2 separate regions of the Homo sapiens genome follow, and region 1 is linked to region 2. A link is an interaction called in ENCODE POLR2A ChIA-PET data of the cell type or tissue named here. Cell type or tissue: PC-9. All regions are shown on one strand. Links, peaks and the distances in the headings refer to the core of each region. The heading gives the core; the rest is flanking DNA. Region 1 overlaps SNX33 (sorting nexin 33). Region 2 overlaps SCAMP2 (secretory carrier membrane protein 2).

Region 1 (2,899 bases), core at 274-2,773, 790 kb after region 2:
CCATGTTTTCAGTTCTCATGACCCCCTCTGTGGGGGAGGGACAGGATGGGCCTCTGCCTGTTACTGCTGGGGCTGTCCATGAACTGCCGGGGAAATGACTCATCCTGGGTCACACAGGGGCACTCTGGCTGGGCCAGGGGTGCAGAATCAGGGGTCCAGGGCACTGTCCACATGGCCTATCCAACTCCTGCTTCCCAAGCCTGGCTTCTCTTCTTGCCTGAGGAGAGAGCCAGTGGCTGCCCCAGCAGGTGCCTGAGTCCTGGGCACAGCTGGGAGGGCAGATGTCAGGAGAGAGGTGTGATCCTCCCTGGGGCTGCTTGGTAACTCGTCTGCAGGGCGTGGAGCTGGCTCCCTGGCCCTTGGGCCCTGAGGTTAGACCTGGCTTGGTGGGGAGTTTGACTCTGGGTGGGGCCAGGGGGCAGACCTCTGCACTGAGCCTGGGGAACAGGAAACATGTCACCCACCACCACCAGGGAGGGCCTGGGGTAAGCTGGCCTTGCTTTCCTTTACCAAGAGGTTGACTTCTATAACTTCTCCAGCTCCCAGCCTCCTTTCTCCCCTTGCTATATCCTCTTCCTCTTCCTTTCTTTCTGTTTTTTTTTTTTTTTCTCTCATCTCTACCTTTCTTCCTCCTCCTCTGAACTCCAGGAAACACAAACCTGAGTGCTAGTCTTGGCTCTGCCCCTAGATTGCTGTGCGTCCCCGGGGAGTGCCTTTGCCCCTCTGGGCCTTAGTTTCCTGATCTGTAAAACAAGGGAATGGGGTCCCAGTGAGCCATCAGGCCTTCAAGGGAGTGGGTGGGAAGGGACTCCTGGGGAGGGTATGGCTCAGAAACAGAATGACACCTTAGCTCTGGCTCTGAGCACTGGGGCAGGAGTAGGGCAGGGGAGGTGGCCAGGCCTGCTGGGGGCCCACTGGGGCAGGTGTCTCCCTGAGCACAAGTGGGAAGGCTGGTTCAACCAGCTCCTTAGATGGCTTGTTCCTGTGCAGGCAGCAGGAGGGGGAATGCAATGATTAAACAGATGCTCCCATGCAGTGGCTGGGGACCCCCCACCCAGAGCAGAGCTGAGGACATTAGGGCAGCCCCACACCTAGGAAGGACACCAGGGCCTCCCAGGCTGGGGGGAAGCCAGACCAGCCTTTCTGACCCTGGGCAGAGAGACAGAGCTGAGATAGGCCATTTCTGAGTTTCTACTTGAGGTGTTTCTAAGAGTCAGAGGCCACTGTCCTCTGTGCTGGTGCATTTGACCTGAAACAGAGGCCAGCCCACTGCCTTCCCTCCCCGGGAGGACCCCTCCCAATGGGCCAAGCCCTCTCTGGCTTACTCTAAGTTCTGGGCTCTGCACTGCTCCTCCCAGGCCTGTGGTGTGGGGCAAGTTAGGGAGGGGGTACTGAGACAGAACTGGACAGGCTTTGGGGACCACAGCCCAATGGGAGTGATAAGGAGGGGGTCCTAATGCTGGCCTTAGGGGTGGAGCCCTTCTCAAAGAAAAGAGAAGAACAGTTGGGTCCTGGGCCCCCAGGATTCTGTCCAGCCTGTCTGGACATCTGAATGGGTGGTGAGTGTGTGGGAGGAAGGACAGTGGAGGCCTAGGTGGGAGTCAGGAGACCAGGATTTGGACAAACTTTGCATCTGACATGACTTTGGGAGAGATTTCTCCCCTCAGTCTCTAGGTGAGTAAAATGGGACCCGAGGGTCTTCATTTCCTTAGGAGGGCTCCATGTCATGTGAAACTTACATTAAACAAATTTGTATGCTTTTCAGAAAAATAATAAAATGAAATAAAATGGGACATAAACCCTGGCTGGAGCTGAGAGGAGCCTGGTCCTCCCACGGGCCTAGTCCCTGTAGCCCAATCCAGGGGTCTCCTAAGAGAAGGGTAACCATATAATTAACCAGGGCAGTTTGGGGCATAAAAGGGGGCCCTAGCAATAGTGATCCCGGGACAACAGGGGAAAGTAACTGTCCAGGGCAAGCTGGGACGTATGGACCCCCAACTTGACAGCCAGCAAGAGCGGGGCTGGTCCTAAGGCTCACGACAGGTCAGGAGGGCGATGTGGTCACTTCCGTTTTACAGACGAGGTGCAGCGATGCAGATGAGCCTCAGAGCAGGAGCTGGAGTCCAGTGTGTCTGGCTCCGCAGCCCAGGCTGTTTCCACTGTGCCCTCCCAGATGGGGGAGGGGATCCCCAGGGATGGAGAGCTGAGCCAGAAGGCGAAAGAGGAGGGAGGAAGGCTTGGGTGCTCCTTCACTGGTCCTGTGGGCTAGAGAGAGGCCCAGGACCACAGAGCTTCCATGGAGGGGCCATAGGGACAGCGTGGCCAAGGCAAAGTGGCGACTGTAGGGACAAGTTCTTGCCTGGGGGATGGGTGGGTTCAGCCTCTGGGTTCTGAGCCATCATCTAGCCTTCCCTCTACCGCTCATCCTGTAATCTCAGCACTTTGGGAGGCCGAAGTGGGCGGATCACAGGAGTTCGACACCAGCCTGGCTAACATAGTGAAACCCTGTCTCTACTAAAAATACAAAAAAATAGCCAGGCATGGTGGCAGGTGCCTGTAATCCCAGCTACTTGGAAGGCTGAGGCAGAAGAATTGCTTGAACCCAGCAGGCGGAGGTTGCAGTGAGCCGAGATCAAGCCACTGCACTCCAGCTTGGGCAGCAGAACAAGACTCCATCTCAAATTAAAAAAAAAAAAAAAAAAGAAAAGAAAAGCAGTTTTCAAGCCATAACATGTAGCATCTGGAGCTTCTATTGTATCTCAGGTGCGCTCCTTTGAACTGTGTACATATTAGTTCAGTTAAGCCTCAACTATACTATAGGGCAGGTACTATTATTATCCCATTTTACAGATGTGGAAACTCCTTAAAGCACTATACCGTGTGAGAGGTTGTCAACAGC
Region 2 (2,899 bases), core at 137-2,636:
TCAGGAGGCTAAGGCAGAAGAATTGCTTGAACCCAGGAGAGGTGGAGGCTGCAGTGAGCTGAGATCACACCACTGCACTCCACCCTGACTCTATCTCAAAAAAAAAAAAAAAAAAAAAAAAGGCCAGGCACAGTTGCTCACGCCTGTAATCCCAGCACTTTGGGAGGCCAAGGCAGGTGGATCACCTGAGGTCAGGAGTTTGAGACTAGCCTGGCCAACATAGTGAAACCCCATCTCTACTGAAAATACAAAAATTAGCCGGGCGTGGTGGCATGCGCCTGTAGTCCCAGCTACTTGGGAGGCTGAGGCAGGAGAATCGCTTAAACCCAGGGGGCAGAGGTTGCAGTGAGCCAAGATAGCACCACTGCACTCCAGCCTGGGCAACAGAGCAAGACTTTGTCTCAAAAAAAAAAAAAAGAAAAGAAAAGAAAAAAGAAAGAAAGGAGTGCCCAAAATAAGTGACTGTGGGAGAGGAGGAACAGGTTTTTCAAGGGTGGGTGTGGTGGGGTAGGGAGAGGATCCGAGAAGATATTGAGTCAGGTTGGAGATAGCTGTGGAATATTTCTGGTTGGAAGGATTGGGAAGGTGCAGGTGTGAGTTTGAAATAGTGGTCTGAGCTCAGGAGGAAGCTGAGAACTAGAGATCTAGATCTGGGATCGCTGAAATGTGGATGCTATTCTGAAGTCATAGAAATGAAGGTATAAAGTGAGAACAGGGTAAACCCAGCACTTTGGGAGGTTGAGGCAGGATTGCTTGAATCCAGGAGTTCGAGACTAGCCTGGGCAACAAAGTGAGACCTCATTTCTCCAAAAAAAAAAAAAAAAAAAGCCAGGCACGATGGTGTTTGCCTGTAGTCCCAGCTACTTGGGAGGCTGAGATGGGAGGATTTCTGGAGCCTAGGAGATTGAGGCTGCAGTGAGCCGTGATTGTGCCACTGCACTTCGGCCTAGGCAACACAGTGAGACTCTGTCTCGAAGGAAGGAAGGAAGGAAGGAAGGAAGGAAGGAAGGAAGGAAGGAAGGAAGGAAGGAAGGAAGGAAAGGAGGGAGGGAGGGGAGGGGAGGGGAGGAAAAGAAAAGAAAAGAAAAAAAAGAAAGACAAAGTTTAAGTTCTGAACTTCCAATAGCATGAATAAAAACAAAAAAAGAACTCTGGAATACTCCTAAATGTATGAGACAGGAAGTGAAAACAGGCTGAGGAAGGTGAGAATTATCAGGATAAAAGAGGCCAAGGATGGAGAGAATTTCAAGAGACTGGCCAAACAAGCATGTGAGTCACAAGCAGCAGACGCATCCCAGGCTCATGACTCCCTAAGAGACCATTAAGATCTAAGAGTGAGGACATGCCTGGGGGTGCAGGGGTAAGAGTGGACACAGGAGTACAGGGATGACAGCAAGCAGGAGCGACTTTTGGTTCTTGGCACTACTTCACCCAAAAATACTCTGTTTTCTGGCCGGGCGTGGTGGCTCACACCTGTAATCCTAGCATTCCGGGAGACCGAGGTGGGTGGATCACCTGAGATCAGGAGTTTGAGACCAGCCTGACCAACGTGGTTGAAACCCCACCTCTACGAAAAATACAAAAATTAGCCAGGCATGCTAGTGCACGCCTGTAATCCCAGCTACTCGGGAGTGTGACTCTGTCTCAAAAAATAAATGAATAACCCTGTTTTCCCATCTGCCAGGCTTTCTGCTTTCAGTCCAAGCCCTCTGTGCCACAGGTCTCTGCCCTTCCTCCTGAGAGCCCTCCCAGCTCCTTTGGACACTGCCCTGATCCCACTTGTGATGTGCTGTCACTCTCAGTGAGCATTTATTTTCTTTCTTTTTTTTTTTTTTTTGAGATGGAGTCTCGCTCTGTCATGCAGGCTGGGGGGCAGTGGTGCAATCTCGGCTCGCTGCAACCTCCGCCTCCCGGGTTCAAGCGATTCTCCTGCCTCAGCCTCCCGAGTAGCTGGAACTACAGGTGCCCGCCATCACGCCTGGCTAATTTTTGCATTTTTAGTAGAGATGGGGTTTCACCATATTGGCCAGGCTGGTCTCGAACTCCTGACCTTGTGATCCGCCCGCCTTGGCCTCCCAAAGTGCTGGGATTACAGGCGTGAGCCACTGCGCCCCAGCCTCAGTGAGTATTTCTTAGCTCTCCTGCCAGAAGCCATTGATCACATACTGTGCTCATTTACCATGGTCTCCTGCACAGGCCTGCAGAGCAGCATGACCTCAGTGATGTGCACTAACGTGAACATCTCAAAGCAGCACTTGCTGGATGGGTCACAGTTTGCAAATGTGCACAGCACTCTTCTCTGAATGAACAGCAAGTACCCCTTGTTTGTCCTGGTTAAATATTACCATTTCTCTGAAATTAAGATTATCTTACCCCAAGTGTTTCCAAAGAAGACTTAACGGAAGAGTCAAAGTTCACCTATCTCTCTACCCAAGTTTTAACACCCAGCCTGGCTCCAGGTGCCAACCATAAAGGCAGGAATCCTATCTGGGCAGCTGTCTGTAGTCACAGTGAAGCTGTAAGAACCCTGCCATTTTCAAATTTCTTGAGACAATGCTCTGTTACACAGGAAAGTTCTACCAGGTCCATCTGGTTATTCCAAGAATTCCCAAAGTTATGGTCAAGCTGGGGCCAACCCTCTCTGGGAAGGTCCCACTGTCTGCACAGGGAAATTCAAGTAACTTTGTTCACACCCAAATCACGTTTCTGCCACCACTTCTTCCTTCCACAGGAGAGAAATATTTCAAATCCTTGGGAAGCAGCCACAACACTGAGATTATCTTTTAACTGCAAGGAGGCAATGTGTGAAAGTGATATTGTGTGACTTGGCAACTTACAAACACTGAAAGGTTTTCTCTGTTCAATGCCACCACCTATTCCACTTCCTCTCCTTGAGATC

The links. Peaks named below come from ENCODE experiments on the same cell type or tissue, not always from the same donor. Only the 100,000 strongest peaks of a DNase experiment are listed, where the experiment ranks them.
Region 1: POLR2A ChIA-PET joins it to region 2 with 40 read pairs; 1 of 35 experiments calls an interaction of 5 or more read pairs at or near these places.

Annotation. Positions count from the first base shown.
Region 1 is chr15:75,651,414-75,654,312 of GRCh38, forward strand. All of the region lies in intron 1 of SNX33 (sorting nexin 33), which reads left to right. Among named protein-coding and RNA genes, the nearest start is that of SNX33, 5.0 kb to the left of the region's middle. RefSeq lists enhancers at 1-608, 1,573-2,125, 2,126-2,677. In PC-9, for the core only: no CTCF peak of the experiment used is centred there; no DNase peak of the experiment used is centred there; H3K4me3 peaks cover 1,327 bases; H3K27ac peaks cover 629 bases.
Region 2 is chr15:74,864,978-74,867,876 of GRCh38, forward strand. The region is part of intron 1 of SCAMP2 (secretory carrier membrane protein 2); the gene reads right to left. Among named protein-coding and RNA genes, the nearest start is that of SCAMP2, 6.9 kb to the right of the region's middle. RefSeq lists an enhancer at 583-1,514. In PC-9, for the core only: no CTCF peak of the experiment used is centred there; a DNase peak (open chromatin) is centred at 1,284; H3K27ac peaks cover 1,084 bases.